Linked DNA regions of Homo sapiens: all the other regions are linked to region 1. Evidence: chromatin contacts called from ENCODE Hi-C or POLR2A ChIA-PET data. All regions are on one chromosome and are shown on one strand. Each heading gives the region's core, a stretch centred on a gene start or an enhancer-like site at or near the end of the contact. The rest is flanking DNA. Distances are from core to core; before and after follow the strand shown. Region 1 holds the start of ZNF181 (zinc finger protein 181). Region 2 holds the start of GARRE1 (granule associated Rac and RHOG effector 1). Region 3 holds the start of FXYD5 (FXYD domain containing ion transport regulator 5). Region 4 holds the start of UBA2 (ubiquitin like modifier activating enzyme 2). Region 5 overlaps GRAMD1A (GRAM domain containing 1A).

Region 1 (2,565 bases), core at 28-2,527:
ATTGCTATCACTACCGGGGTGGTAGTGGTGGTGGTAGTGCTGGGGTAACTAATGGTCAGATTCTGTATACAGTGTATAGCTTAGCTCCAACTAGAGGATCTGAATATAGGTATAAGTCAAAGGGAAGAATCAAGGATGACTGCAAGCATCTCTTCACTTGAGACCACATGGTACAGTTTTGACAACCATAAACCGAATAACCTTACATTCCAAAGTTGCATTGTGAATTACAGTTTTAAAATGTTGGCAAGACTAGAAAGTCTTCTAGCAGAAAACTGTAGAAAAGAGGAACACTGGGTGAGGAGGATAATACCTTGGAGCTCTCCTGTGGGCTCCGTCCTTCCTATACTGAAAGGAACCATGGATCCAGTCCCTTAAATGGACTTGGTTAGGTGGGAACAGGCAGGAGAAGCAAAGCAAACACACAGTCCTGATAAAGTGTTTCAGGAAGATTTGCGGACACACCGACCTACCTGAGGCATTACTCTGCAATTTCCAACAGCCAACAGAGTCCTCTTTCCAGGCTCTTATCTTAGAGATGGGCAGTGTCCTGAGGGCACAGAAGGGCAGGAAAAAGCAGTCATGAAAAATCAGGCTTATCTTGCGGCACCTGTGACACACCATAATGGAAAGGCACACTGGTAATCACTCTCCAGGGCGCCAATCTCTCCCTGGGAACTAACAGGGTGTTTCTCCGCAAGGGCTAACCATTTACCAGGTGCCACCTGCGAGGAAAATCAATTACTCTGTAAATAAAATCCTCATAAAACAATGGTAAAAACTTTATCAGCTCGTTCAGTCTTCACCACTATGCACGGTGTGCGTTCACATTTTTCCAGATCTATTTTTTAAACGATGACAAAACTGAAATTCCAAGATACTGAACCCATTTGTTCAAGGTTACACAACTGTAGAGCGCCGGCTTCATGACGACATAACCCAAAGACAACTGTGGCTGGCGTCTAACCACGCGCCCACTTCACTCTCACAACAGCGCCAAGAGGTCGGCGCCGTCATCACCCCGCGTTTACATAGGAGGACATGAAGGCCAGGAAAACCAAGGCACCGGCCGGGGTCACACCGCGGGGCAGACCCAGGGCCTGAGCCCCGCCGCCGCCCCCGGGACTCATACTGGCCGGAGTCCTCAGCAGGGCCTCACCGTCCCCGCAGGCGCCCCGCGTCGCTGGTGAGCGGGCAACGGCCGCCGACCTCTGGGGACGACACTGCCCAGAATCGTCCCGGAGCCTGGGAGTCGCCGTCAGGCCTGAGGCTACAGCGGGGCGGACCCAGTGCGCCGCCCACAGCCGATCGACATTTCCCAGAATCATCCGCGCAGGGGACAAAATTCCAGGCGCAACGAACCGCAGGTACCGGAAGACCACACTTCCCAGGAGTCTCTGCGGCCGCGCGGACCTGGGGCGCCGCGGGCAAACAGATCTCGGTTTCCTAAAAAACTAAACCGCCTGGGGCTGTCGTCCCAGAGCCCGGCAGTTAGGACCATGCGGGAAGTGTCCTGGGGCATATAGTCATACTGATGAGGTGAAAGATACACCTCGGAACCAAGGGCCACCCTCTACTTTTAAGGACAATGGCGCCGGGACCAAGAAACTACACTTCCCAGAAAACCGTGCGGCCGTGGCAAACTCTTCTGGGTCTAGCGTGCGCTCACACTAATGTTTATCTCCCGGGACGTGGGCAGACCTTGTACCAGGCGAGCTCTCGCCTTTGCTAGCAAAAGAGCTCCTCTCTTCCCAAACCCTGCTACTACGCTGTCCACCCTGTATGGTCTTTGAGGTCTTTGAGGTTTTTTTGGAATTCACTTGCTGGAGACTACAGCTCACAGAACGCCCTGGGCTGGATTGTGCCAGCTGTAGTTCGCGAACCAAGGACATTTCCTGGAAATGCATGCGGCCACGTATCTGTGACAGAAATGGCAGTTCTCACGTGCGTTACGCCCCCTGGAAGGACTTGGAAATACGGAACTTGAGTGAGCACTGAGAGGACACAGACCCTCATCCTGGGAGGAGTCACTCCTCCCGCAGCCATCAGAGCCTGACAACCGCTTCTCACCAGAGGCGCTTCTTAGACCCTGACCTTGCCCGGCTCACCCAAAGGGGCAATGGCCTTCTTTGTATGCAAGCCAGACAGTCTACTGTTGTATATTTGAATTTTTTACTTTATTTTTAATATTTTAATTAAATTTTAATTTAATGCTGCCTCTACCTCTGAGAGAGACAGGGAGAGATGGGGGAGGCCTGGAGTGGGGGCCCTGCGGGGCAGGGACAGGGGACCCTTCCTCACTTTGCACAATCTGGGAACCCTCCCCAAGCGGAACAGCCAGCTGCAGTGGAAAAGCACTGGCTTAGTGGGCTTCGTCCTGGGGACGAAGGCTGGGAGACTGCAGCTGAAAGGTGTGGGCTCCAGGAGGGCCGCAGGGGGCCTAGCAGCAGCGTCAGGGAGCAGAAGTCCGCCCTCCCTCCATCTTCCTTCCTTCTCTGGCCGCCAGAGCGCTCTGTCTCCCTCCCACGCCCACAGCTACAGGTGGAGCCGGCTTGGGGCGGGGGG
Region 2 (2,565 bases), core at 34-2,533, 480 kb after region 1:
TGACCCCATTTGTAAATTTATTCTAAGATAACAATCAGACCAGGTGTAATATCTCACACTTGTAATCCCAACACTTTGGAAGGCGAAGGCGTGAGGGTCGCTTGAGGCCAGAAGTTTTGAGACCAGCCTGGGCAACAGTCTCTTATTAAAAAAAAAAAAAAAAGACCATATCAAACAAATCCTTCCGGCAGAATTGTTTATCTTGTGACAAATTGGAAACTATCTCAATGCTCATCGGTGGTTAAATCACATACTGTAAAGTCCATAAAAATAACAATACCTATCTGTATTTATTGATTATCACCAAAATGTTAGCAGTGGTTGTCACTGAATGGTAGACTGGCAGATGACTGTCATTTTCTACCTTAAGACTTTTTGTGTCGTCTTGAGTGTTTTGCCAGGAAAGGAGAATTAACTGCTTTTATAATGGGGATGAGGGACCAGAACAAGGTATTTTCAAACTGGAGGCCCCCAAAGCTGAGTCTCTGGAAAATTTCTAAAAAGTCTAAACAAAATTCTTATCATGCCAACCAGGCACGCTTCTTTCCTCGCACCGCGCGGCGCAGAAAGACACACCCCTGACTCTGCGCTCGTCCCTCGGGCTCGGGTCCTCCACGCTCAGCCCCGGCCCTCCCGGTCCCCGCGGACCCTCCCCTCGGGCCCAATGCGCCAGCTGGCTCCGCAGGGCCGGAAAAGCGCGTTCCTCGGCAGCCTGGCGCCGCCGGGAAGGTGCGCGCAGCCCGCCCGGCAGCCCCGGGATGGCGTGAGGGCCGCCTCCCCGGCTAGCCCCAGCGGACCCCTGCCGCCAGCAGGCCGCCCTCCCTCCGCGGGCTTCCGGGAGCGGGTCCTGGCGCCAGCGCGACCTCCCGGGCCCCGGCGAACCGAGGGAGCGTCCCCTTTCCCCGCCTGACGGGCGCCGACCCGCCCCTGCGGTGCCGCGGCCGCCGAGTCTCCGACGCGCCCCCAGGTCCCGGGTTCGCGCCAGGAGGCCCCTCCGGGCTTCCGTCGGCCGGCCAGCGCCCGCAAAGCCCGGCGTCCTCCACAGCGGGCGGGCAAGGGGCGGGAGCCCACGGCCCCGCGCCCTGCGGCCCCGAGCGGAGCGGCGCCCCGCGGGCCCGTCTCGCCGTCTGCCCTGGCTGCGGCCCGCGGCCCCGCTGCCCACCGCCCACCGCCCGACCCCGCCCGCCAGCCCCCGCCTGCGCCCGCCGCGCCCGCTCCTCACCTGCGACGCGCCCCGGCCCCCAGCGCACCGCCTTGGACCGGCTGTGTACACCGGAAGTTACGTCTCCGGTCCGGCCCCGCCCCCGCCTCGGGCGGACGCGGGGAGGTTGCGGATCCCGCGCCTAGAGCGGACTCTCCTCTCGCATTAGAGGGGAGGGGGCGCCCCGGAGCCTCCTCTCCTGGGACCCTGGGCCCCCAAGCGGGACGGCCGGGGCGGAGGTTGAGGACTGGCGGCCAGAGCCGGAGGTCCACCCAGATCCCCCACCATGGCTTGGCCCCCGGGCGGGAGGGGTCGGGCTGCGTCCTCCTGGATTTATTACTGAAATTGACTGAAATCGATTACTGGCGTATGGAGTGTTTCCTAGATGCCAGGCCCCGACGGGCACTGCAGGAACGGGTAGTGCTCTCTCCCTCATAAGTTTATTCCTTAGTGGTAAATACACAATACCATTGTCACATATCCGGGTGATAATATAGTACCAATGGTGACAAGTGGTAGGAGGGGAAAGAGTAAGAGGGAGGGAGAGAGTACCCTGACCTAGTAAAGGAGAGTGATCCGGAATTCCCCCAGGGAAAGAGCAGGAGCTGAGGTCCTAAGGGGTAGAAGGGAGAAAAAAAAAAAAAAAAACGAGAAGGGAGGAGAACACATTACGCAGAAGCAGCAGCAAGGGTCTTCCAGTTCTGTGGGTTTTGTTTGTTTGAGACGGAGTCTTGCTCTATCGCCCAGGCTGGAGTGCAGTGACGTGATCTTGGCTCGCTGCAACCTCCACCTCCCGGGTTCAAGTGATTCTCCTGCCTCAGCCTCCCGGATAGCTGCGATTACAAGCGTGCGCCACCACGCCCGGCTAATTTTTGTGTTATTAGTAGAGACGGGATTTCCCCATGTTGGCCACGCTGGTCTCAAACTCCTGACCTCAGGTGTTCCGCCCACCTCGGCCTCCCAAAGTGCTTGAGCCACGGAGCATGGCCCAGTTTTGTGTTCCAATAATAAATCAGAGTGGTGAGAAGTTAGGTCTTACTTGACAGTGTTGCAAAACTAATGAGTTTTAAGCAAGAGGTGATTTGTCCATACTTGAGAGTGTAAAGGGGTTACTCTAGATGCAGTGTGGAGAAGGAAGGACTACGGAGGGGAGGCAAGAGTGGATATAAATGTGTACACCCATGTTCATATTAGTCAGAAGGTGGAAGCAACCCAATGTCCATCCACGGGTGAATGGGTTCACAAAATGTGGTATAAACATAACAATAGAATATTACTCAGCGTTGAAGGAGGCCGGGCGCCGTGGCTTACGCCTGTAATCCCAGCACTTTGGGAGGCCAAGGCGCGTGGATCACCTGAGGTCA
Region 3 (2,565 bases), core at 29-2,528, 420 kb before region 1:
GTTGCCAACTCTTTGGACTAACCCCAGCTCAACAGCTTTGCCTAACTGTGTAATGCCTGGGGACTCTGGGAGCCTAGGTTTCCTGGCTGCTGAGTAGAAAACCGACACCAATCTCCCCGCCAAATGAAACTCAGTGAGTTCTTCTTGGAGGTGAAATTGGAGGATGCTCAGCAGGACAGGCCCTGGCCAGACTCACTGGAAGCAGCCACCCGGGTCTGAGGTGTCCAAAGAGGGTGTAACGTCGCCCCGCCATAGGGATCCCCACTTCCTGGTGCCGGCTCAGCGGGAGGGTGACAGGGCAGGACAACGTTCACACGGGCCAACCACCCACCCCGCAGCACACGTGGGGCTGGCCTGGCTGGGGGCTCTGGGGCAGGGTGGAGGCCAGAGATGGGTCTTACCTCTGGTGGGGAGAATCAGGCCAACGATGGTGAGAAGACACAGGCGACCAGAGGGCGACATCTGTGGGACCAGGCGATGCTGGGGTCAGCCATGATGTCAGTGAGACCGACCTCCGGCAGCCCCCGGGGATCCTGCAGCCCTTTCCCTGCCCTGAGCAAAAACCTCTGGCTTCCAAGACCCCCTGCCAGGGGCTGACGGCTGGCCTCAGGGGAAAGGGGAGGGTCTTAGGTGGGGATACCAAACCGTCACCCTGCTTCCTTCCCCTGCAGGTCCCCAAAGAAAACAAGAAGCATGAGATAAATGGGTCTTCCAGCAGCTGCAAGGGCCGGCGGGCACTCCTGAAGCAGAGAAACACCTCCCTGCGCCTTCCGCCAGGCGCTTATCCCTCACTGGGACTGACGCAAGGAGGGGACTGGGGCAGAGGAGTAGATAGGAGGCCTCTTCCCTCCCCCAGGGGCCCAGAGCCCGGGAGTCGGCGAGGAGGGGAAGGAGGAAGAGTGAGTAACGCCTCCCGCGCTCAGAGGAAAAAGTGAGTTGGTGTCAGGGGCCGCCTTGCAGGGATGGCGCGCTGGAGAGACCTAAGAGGCACTGGTCCGAGGGGGGTGGCAGAGAGCTGGGGAGACTGAGGCAGGCGGGCGGGAGCGAGGCAGAGCGGCCCACTGTAGCCCAGGAGAGGAGGCAGAGAGATGTGGGCGTGGATGGGGGGCGGAGAGGAGCGGAAGGGGTCAAACCCCTACCCACCTGAGCCCGGCCCGTGGGCAGAGGGGCAGCGGATGGAGGTGGCGCACGAGAGGGACTTACGTCGGAGCTGGGGGTCCTAAGCCGGCAGCCTCGTGGAGAGAGGGACGCGGCGGTGGCTGCTGCGTCCAGGCGGAGGGTGTGGCCAGGGGAGCGCGAGCGGGCGGGGACCCAGACGGGCTCAGTCATTTCCTCTTGGGTTTCCTGGCTTCAGAGCCCGGGGTGGGAGCAGGAGGGGGAATCGCTGAGGGCGACGGGGGGCAGGGGTGAGGGCATAGTGGTGGGAGAGGGTGGGAACGGGGATGGGGCAGGCAGGTCTAGGGTGAGTGGACGCCTCTGAGAGAGCAGGGGGAGAAACGGGAGGGCTCTATTCTGGGGTCGCTGGAGGAAGGGAAAGGACAAATCCGGAGGTGTTGAGGAAGGAGAAGGGATTGAAGGGGGGCATCTCGGGGCACTGGGGGAGGAGAATGAAGAGGGGGCGACTCCGGGCACGCAGGGGAGAGCTACCCCAGGTTCAGTTCTGCACCCCTACCCACACCGTGCCCCACAGATGAGAACACACAGACAGAACAGAGGAAAAAACCAAATGCACATTTATTAAGCTCAAGACATGGACACTGAGGGGCCAGGGGGACGGATCTTCGGGGATGAGACAAGGAGGTGCAGGGGGGCCATACACGGGGATGCTGGGGGTGCTGGGCCGGGATGGACTCCCGGATCCCAGGAGCTGGAGGCCTGAGGCCCTGGGTCTGGGGTGCAGACGGGCTCTTTGGGGGATCGTCATTGCCAAGGCCTGGAGAGGGACAGCAGGGTGCAGCGGCTCCAGCCTTGGGGTGGGTGGGGCGGCTCATTCCGGGGAGCGCTCCCGGCGCGCGGCTGGGTCCCCACCGCCTCCACCCGGTCCTCAGGCTCCCGCGCTCAGGCAGGGTCGGCAGCGGAGTTTCCTCGGGAAGGTGTTACACGCCGCCGCCACCAGGGGCTGGGGAGAGAGGGGGTGCGTGAGCCACTAGAAAGGTGGAAACTGCCTCCCTCCCCACAGCTCGTTGGCTCTCCATTCCCCGGCACCATGGAAGCCAGACCCCAGGGACTGTCACCCCAGAGCTAACACTGAGGAGCTGTCTTGCCTCCCACACTCTAATGTCTTGTTCCCTTGGGGACACCTCCTGGCTGCTGTCATGGAGAGAAACACCTGCTACGGGGCTGGCGACCCCAGACCCAACCTGGGCTTTTGGGGCTATCCGCCTGCCAGAAAGGGAGTCCCCATCTCCCTTCCCATTTGCAATCTCCTCCTACACCCTCACTCCTTTCCTACACTCCCTGTCCTGAACATTTGGATACAACGGGAAGTCCCCCATTCCCCACCCGCTGCAGACCATCATTCACCTAGGATAGACCAGAAACCTGTGCAAAGTCTTCAGCTGTGCC
Region 4 (2,565 bases), core at 39-2,538, 310 kb after region 1:
ACGGGGTTTCTCTATGTTGCCCAGGTTCTGTTCTTTTTCTTAAATGATACATGGCAAACGTTTATTGAATTTTTGCTGCCTCCCTTAATTCAAGCCTTCATCCATACACAATTTCATTTACTATTAACCTGAGAACTGTGAAAGGAAACTTTTACACATGGTTAAAAAAGTATCATGTTTTAAGTTTTATCTAATTTTTGCTTAAATATATAATACATAAAGGAAAGAAACAATGACTCAGTCGGCCACCCGTACTTTTTTGTTCATTCCATGTTTCCACTAGCCCTTAAGACACTTTAAACTCACACCGAAGGGCCAGTAACATCTCCAATCTCTAAAAAGTTTGCATTAGTAGAAATAACGATTCAAAATAGCACTGGCTTGTCAACGTACACCAATGCAAAAGGCACAGTCCTAACGTCTTTAATGAAACAAGCGAGTGTACCGTCTACTGTGAGAGCAATGACAGTCACGCAGCCTGCGGGAGCCCTGCCACTCGCTCCGTGACCCAGGGTAAGTTACTCAACCCCATTGCGTCTCCCTTTCCTCATCTGTTAAAAATAAAGCAGGGTGGAAATAGCGTTTGCACTCCTCGGGTGGTATGAAGATGGTGCGCGTTCCGTGTGTAAACCCGCTCGTGACCAGCGCTCGGGACGCGTTGGTCGCTATCATTGCCATCCTCCGCCCCGCGTCGTTACTTCGGAGTTACGACAGGGACCTCAAAATTAAAGTCACAACATCCGCGAGGGACTCAATCCTCTCCCGCATCTCCTAACAGCCGGGAATTTGTTTTGAAGGGAGGATAAGAGGCGGCTTCACGCCCACGAAGCGCCACACATTGGCGCTGCCGGGGAGGCGGGGGCCCGCGGCCTCCTCGGCGTCCGGAGCCGGCCCAGCGAGCGGAGGCCCGCCCCGTGCCCAAAGAACAGTCTCCTCCCGCGGGGGGGGCACAACCCGAGCCTCTCAGCCTGCCCCCGCTCCGCAACTCCGGTCCCGGGCTCCGGGCCCTGAGCCTCAGAGCCCCTGGAGCCCCGGAACCCCCGAATCCCAGCCCCCGCACCACAGCCCGCCATTCACGCGCGCGCGCCCGGCCCTCACCAGGTCGATGTGGGAGAAACCGGTGAGCACGAGATTCTTGAGGAGCTCGCAGCCGATGCCGCCCGCCCCCACCACCAGCACCCGGCCCCCGGCCACCGCCTCAGCCAGCTCCCGGGGCAGCCCCCGCGACAGTGCCATGGCGGGACAACCACGAGCCGCGGCGGAGGCGGAGGCGGGAGAACCGAGCCGCGGCCGGAAGCGGGTGGGGGAAGGGCGGCCTGGTTTCCGCTCCTGCGCACTACAGCCTCCGGCAGACACAGGCAGGGCACATCGCGCCGGGGTGTGCTGCAGCCCGCGGGGACCGGCAGGCTCTTGCAAAGGGCTGGCGACCTCCAGCTGAGACCGGCGGTGTTATTCCCACACCAGCATAGGCCCGCCATCAGACCTAAAAAGTCTAAGGGTCGCCTTCTAGCCTGGGGTTTCAACTCCCAGCCAAGACTTCCTTACAGGTTAGAAAACTGATGTCCCTATACGTAAAGAGCTCTTACAAATTAACAAGTGTCACCCCCAAAAAAATATAGGCAAAGGATGTGAACAGGAAACTCACAAAAAATTGGACAATATGATCAATAAGCGTATTAAAATGTAAACCATAAAAGAATCGCTTGAACCCTGGAGGTGGAGGTTGCAGTGAACCAAGATCGCACCACTTCACTCCAGGCTGGGTAACAGAGCAAGACTCCGTCTCAAAAAAGAAAAAAATGTAAACCATGCAAAATGGTAAGATTTTCACCTGCCGGGCGCGGTGGCTTACGCCTGTAATCCCAGCACTTTGGGAGGCCGAGGCGGGTGGATCACGAGGTCAGGAGTTCTGAAACCAGCCTGACTAACATGGTGAAACCCCCATCTCTACTAAAAATACAAAAATTAGCCGGGCGTGGTGGCGTGCGCCTGTAATCCCAGCTACTCGGGAGGCTGAGGCAGGAGAATCGTTTGAACCCAGGAGGCAGAGGTTGCAGTGAGCCGAGATCGCGCCACTGCACTCCAGCCTGGGCAACAGACTCCGTCTCAAAAAAACAAACAAACAAACAAACAAAAAAAAACACCGAAACAGCTGGGGGTGGTGGCACAAGCCTGTAGCCCCAGCTACTCAGGAGGCTGAGGCAGGAGAATTGCTTGAACCCAGGAGGCGGAGGTTGCACCACTGCACTCCAGCCTGAGCAATACAGCGAGACTCTGTCTCAAAAAAAAAAAAAAGTTTTTCACCTACTAAACTGGTAGAAAGAAAAAATAAGTAACACTTATCAAGGGATTGGGAAACAAGCACTCCAACACACTCCAGGTAAAGATTCCAAAGCAAAGCTTCTCTAGAGGGCGTGGTGGCTTGCACCTGTAGTCCCAGCTACTCAGGAGGCTGAGGCAGGAGGATCACTTAAGCCTGAGAGGTCGAGGCTGCAGTGAGCTATGCCCTTACCACTGCACTCCAGCCTGAGAGACAGAGCAAGACCCTGTCTCGAAAAAAAAGAA
Region 5 (2,565 bases), core at 42-2,541, 280 kb before region 1:
AAGTACCGGAGGCGAATGAATTGGGCCCGCCTGCCTCACCTTCCTCCCCAGTGGATGAAGAGGAGTTACTTGTGTCTGTCAATAGCTCCTCACTGGGCAGCAGATCCAAGGGGCCCAGGGTGGTGGGCCCGTCAGGCTGGGTGGGCTCTGTGCTCGGGGGTTCAGCCACCGGGGTCACTGTCTGGCTGGAGGAGGCGTCTGGCTGGCTGTCTACCTGCTCCTCCTTGTCCTCCTCTGCCTGTGGAGAAAGGCCCGATGCAGCCTTGGCCACCTCCATCCCAGCCCCAGGGCTCCCAAGTCCACACTGGCCACAAGGATTCCAGAGCCTGTGCAGACCCGGGGTGGTGTGTGCACCGAGGGCTCACGGCTGAGCTGCGAGCAGCCTGGGGCCACCCAGATGAGGGCCCCTCTCAGCCCCTGCCAGGCTTGTCTCAGATGCCTGAGCCATAAGCTTTCTTACCTGTCCTGTCCGTCTGTCTGTCTGCTGCTTCATCTATCCACCCATCTCCCATCCCTTCTGTCTCTCATCCTTTCTGTCTGTCCCCTCTCTTCCCTGTCTCTCTTTCCCTGTCACATGTCCGTCTTCCCCTCCCTGTCCTGTTCCTCCATCCAGGCCTCCCCTGTCCCCCTATCCATTCCCCTCCAAATCTGTCAGGCTGTTCTTCTCCCACTGCACCCCCAGCCCTCCTCTCTCTTCCTATCAGTATCCCACCCCTCTTCCAACCCACCGCTCACCCCATGGTCTGCGTCGCTGCTGGCTCGGGAAAGGTTGGGCGTGACATGGCCACGGCGCGAACCCACTGGGCTTGGCTCCTGGCTGCGGTCAGCTGCCCCCGAGGAGGTGATGTCGCTCAGGGCGATCACATCTCCCACTTCCTTGGGGGTCCTGTGGGAAAGGGGAGGAAGCGGGACTGCTGTGTCCTTGAGACCCCATACACCCTCCTGAATCCTCCAGACGTCATACAACCATCTCAGGCCCCCCAGCACTCCAGGAACTCTGCACGCCGACCGTCCTGTTCTCCCCCGAACCCTTCAACCTCCTTTGACCTCCAACTCACCCCAGACCGTTCAGCTGCAAGGGGGAGACATAGTCCTCATCCTCACTGGTGAGGCCCAGCTCTGAGCCGTAGCACTGATGCACCAGGTGCCAGAGCTCGCGGGGACTCAGCGTCTGGGGAGGCGGGACCTGGGGTTGGCCTCCATCTCACCCCAGCCAGAGCCCGGCCCGCCAGATTCCCCACCAGCCCTCGGCCTCCGCAGTTCCCCTGGCTTCCACAAGGAGGCAGCCACGATCTCCCGCACCAGACCTGGCCTCAGCAAGCGGGGAATCCCCTGCTACAGCCCCTCCAGGGCCTGCGCCCAGGACTCAAACTTCCTGCTTCCCAAGTCCCCACAATACTCTGGCCAGAGAATGTTCCCATTTTTTTTATATCTTTTTTTGTTTGTTTTTTGGAGATGGAGTCTGGCTCTGTCGCTCAGGCTGGAGTGCAGTGGTGTGATCTCAGCTCACTGCAACCTCTCCCTCCTGGGTTCAAGCGATTCTCCTACCTCAGCTTCCCAAGGAGCTGGGATTACAGGTGCGTGCTACCACGCCCAGCTAATTTTTGCAATTTTAGTAGAGACGGGGTTTCACCATGTTGGCCAGGCTGGTCTCGAACTCCTGACCTCGTGGGCACCACGATCCGCCCGTCTTCGTCTACCAAAGTGCTGGGATTACAGGCATGAGCCACCGTGCCCAGCCATGAATGTTCCCATCTTTACAGAGCATACGGAGTCCCAGGAAGGGGAAGTCATGTAGGGAAAGTCATGTGTTCAAGGTCACCAAGTGACTTGGTCAAGCCCTGCCAGACTCCAGGGCTGAGTCTCCCATGCCTATGCCATCGTGGCCCCCCGAATCTTTTCCCAGGTGTCCTCGGGAGCCTTGAGCTTTCAGCCACCCATGGCCAGAGTGGCTGAATGACAGTGATGACAGTTAACAGTAAGTGATGATAGCAGCAGACATTTGCCACCTGGTCAACTAGGTGCATTCTTCTAACCACTTTACAGATGTACTAACTCACTGTATCTTCAAAACCATCTGGAAAGTAGGTGCTAACCTCATCATCCTTTTAAGACAATGGTGCTGAGAAGTGCAAGGTGACATGCTGGGGTCCAGCCAGGAAGTAGCAGTGCTGAGATGTGACCCCAGGGGAGCTGGTCTACAGCCGGGGGGCAGAGGGGGTGGCGAGGGAGCTAACCGCTGGGCTACTCTGCTCATAAGAGCTGACATGACTGAGTACTTATTCTGGGCAAAATTCTGGGTGCTGTGAAGTGGGGATGGCCCCCATTTGACAGATGGGGTTCAATCACTTGCCCCAGGGGATGGGGCTGGAATCCCGGGGCTCTGCCCTGTCCTCCTTAGGGCCTGACTGTGCGCTGTCCCTCTCTCAGGATGCTGAATGGGACCCTCAGCACTCCTGCCTGCTCCAGGGACATCGGAGCCTCTGAGAAGGCAGCGCGTGAGTGCCGCTCAGCCGGAGGATGGGGCTGGGGCTCTCTGAGGTGCTGTGGACCAGCCATAGCCGG

The links. Hi-C counts contacts between places; a loop is a spot of excess contacts on that map. ChIA-PET counts read pairs that join two places held with the same protein, here RNA polymerase II (POLR2A). Pooled maps may share reads with other maps.
Region 2: a pooled map shows a loop between it and region 1 (15-fold over the local background). The contact joins the promoter of GARRE1 here to the promoter of ZNF181 in region 1. A Hi-C loop is called at or near these places in 1 of 37 single-sample maps with no recorded cell type and 4 of 50 pooled maps. POLR2A ChIA-PET finds 5 or more read pairs at or near these places in 1 of 52 experiments (RWPE1).
Region 3: a pooled map shows a loop between it and region 1 (4-fold over the local background). The contact joins the promoter of FXYD5 here to the promoter of ZNF181 in region 1. A Hi-C loop is called at or near these places in 6 of 50 pooled maps. POLR2A ChIA-PET finds 5 or more read pairs at or near these places in 3 of 52 experiments (K562, activated CD4-positive, alpha-beta T cell and endothelial cell of umbilical vein).
Region 4: a map of CD8-positive, alpha-beta T cell shows a loop between it and region 1 (9-fold over the local background). The contact joins the promoter of UBA2 here to the promoter of ZNF181 in region 1. A Hi-C loop is called at or near these places in 2 of 168 maps with a recorded cell type or tissue (CD8-positive, alpha-beta T cell and naive thymus-derived CD4-positive, alpha-beta T cell), 1 of 37 single-sample maps with no recorded cell type and 11 of 50 pooled maps.
Region 5: a map of CD4-positive, alpha-beta T cell shows a loop between it and region 1 (4-fold over the local background). The contact joins the enhancer-like site here to the promoter of ZNF181 in region 1. A Hi-C loop is called at or near these places in 6 of 168 maps with a recorded cell type or tissue (B cell, CD4-positive, alpha-beta T cell, CD4-positive, alpha-beta memory T cell and 2 more), 14 of 37 single-sample maps with no recorded cell type and 18 of 50 pooled maps. POLR2A ChIA-PET finds 5 or more read pairs at or near these places in 2 of 52 experiments (CD4-positive, alpha-beta T cell and CD4-positive, alpha-beta memory T cell).

The regions. Positions count from the first base shown.
Region 1 is chr19:34,732,955-34,735,519 of GRCh38, reverse strand. It overlaps ZNF181 (zinc finger protein 181), which reads right to left and starts at 1,277. Exons shown (of 4, transcript NM_001029997.4): 1 at 474-1,277. The coding sequence starts at 482. RefSeq lists silencers at 1,035-1,094, 1,195-1,244 and enhancers at 1,525-1,914, 1,635-2,152, 2,370-2,429.
Region 2 is chr19:34,253,272-34,255,836 of GRCh38, reverse strand. GARRE1 (granule associated Rac and RHOG effector 1) reads right to left here and starts at 1,283. Exons shown (of 14, transcript NM_014686.5): 1 at 1,223-1,283. RefSeq lists an enhancer at 465-986.
Region 3 is chr19:35,153,448-35,156,012 of GRCh38, reverse strand. It overlaps FXYD5 (FXYD domain containing ion transport regulator 5), which reads right to left and starts at 1,278. Exons shown (of 9, transcript NM_014164.6): 1 at 1,204-1,278; 2 at 402-462. The coding sequence starts at 462. It overlaps FXYD7 (FXYD domain containing ion transport regulator 7), which reads right to left. Exons shown (of 6, transcript NM_022006.2): 6 at 1,711-2,119. The coding sequence ends at 2,097. RefSeq lists enhancers at 338-507, 1,446-2,310.
Region 4 is chr19:34,427,104-34,429,668 of GRCh38, reverse strand. UBA2 (ubiquitin like modifier activating enzyme 2) reads right to left here and starts at 1,288. Exons shown (of 17, transcript NM_005499.3): 1 at 1,099-1,288. The coding sequence starts at 1,236. It overlaps LOC124904695 (a long non-coding RNA gene), which reads left to right and starts at 1,305. Exons shown (of 2, transcript XR_007067232.1): 1 at 1,305-1,547. RefSeq lists silencers at 791-950, 1,021-1,130, 1,161-1,400.
Region 5 is chr19:35,011,862-35,014,426 of GRCh38, reverse strand. GRAMD1A (GRAM domain containing 1A) reads right to left here. Exons shown (of 20, transcript NM_020895.5): 8 at 1,059-1,171; 9 at 736-886; 10 at 40-238. Among named protein-coding and RNA genes, the nearest start is that of GRAMD1A, 13 kb to the right of the region's middle. RefSeq lists an enhancer at 1,472-1,551. Within about 2 kb of position 1,291, at least 19 of the 41 ENCODE cell types and tissues checked have a DNase peak (open chromatin) inside an H3K27ac peak, as active enhancers do; they include B cell and CD4-positive, alpha-beta T cell, where a contact is called at or near this core.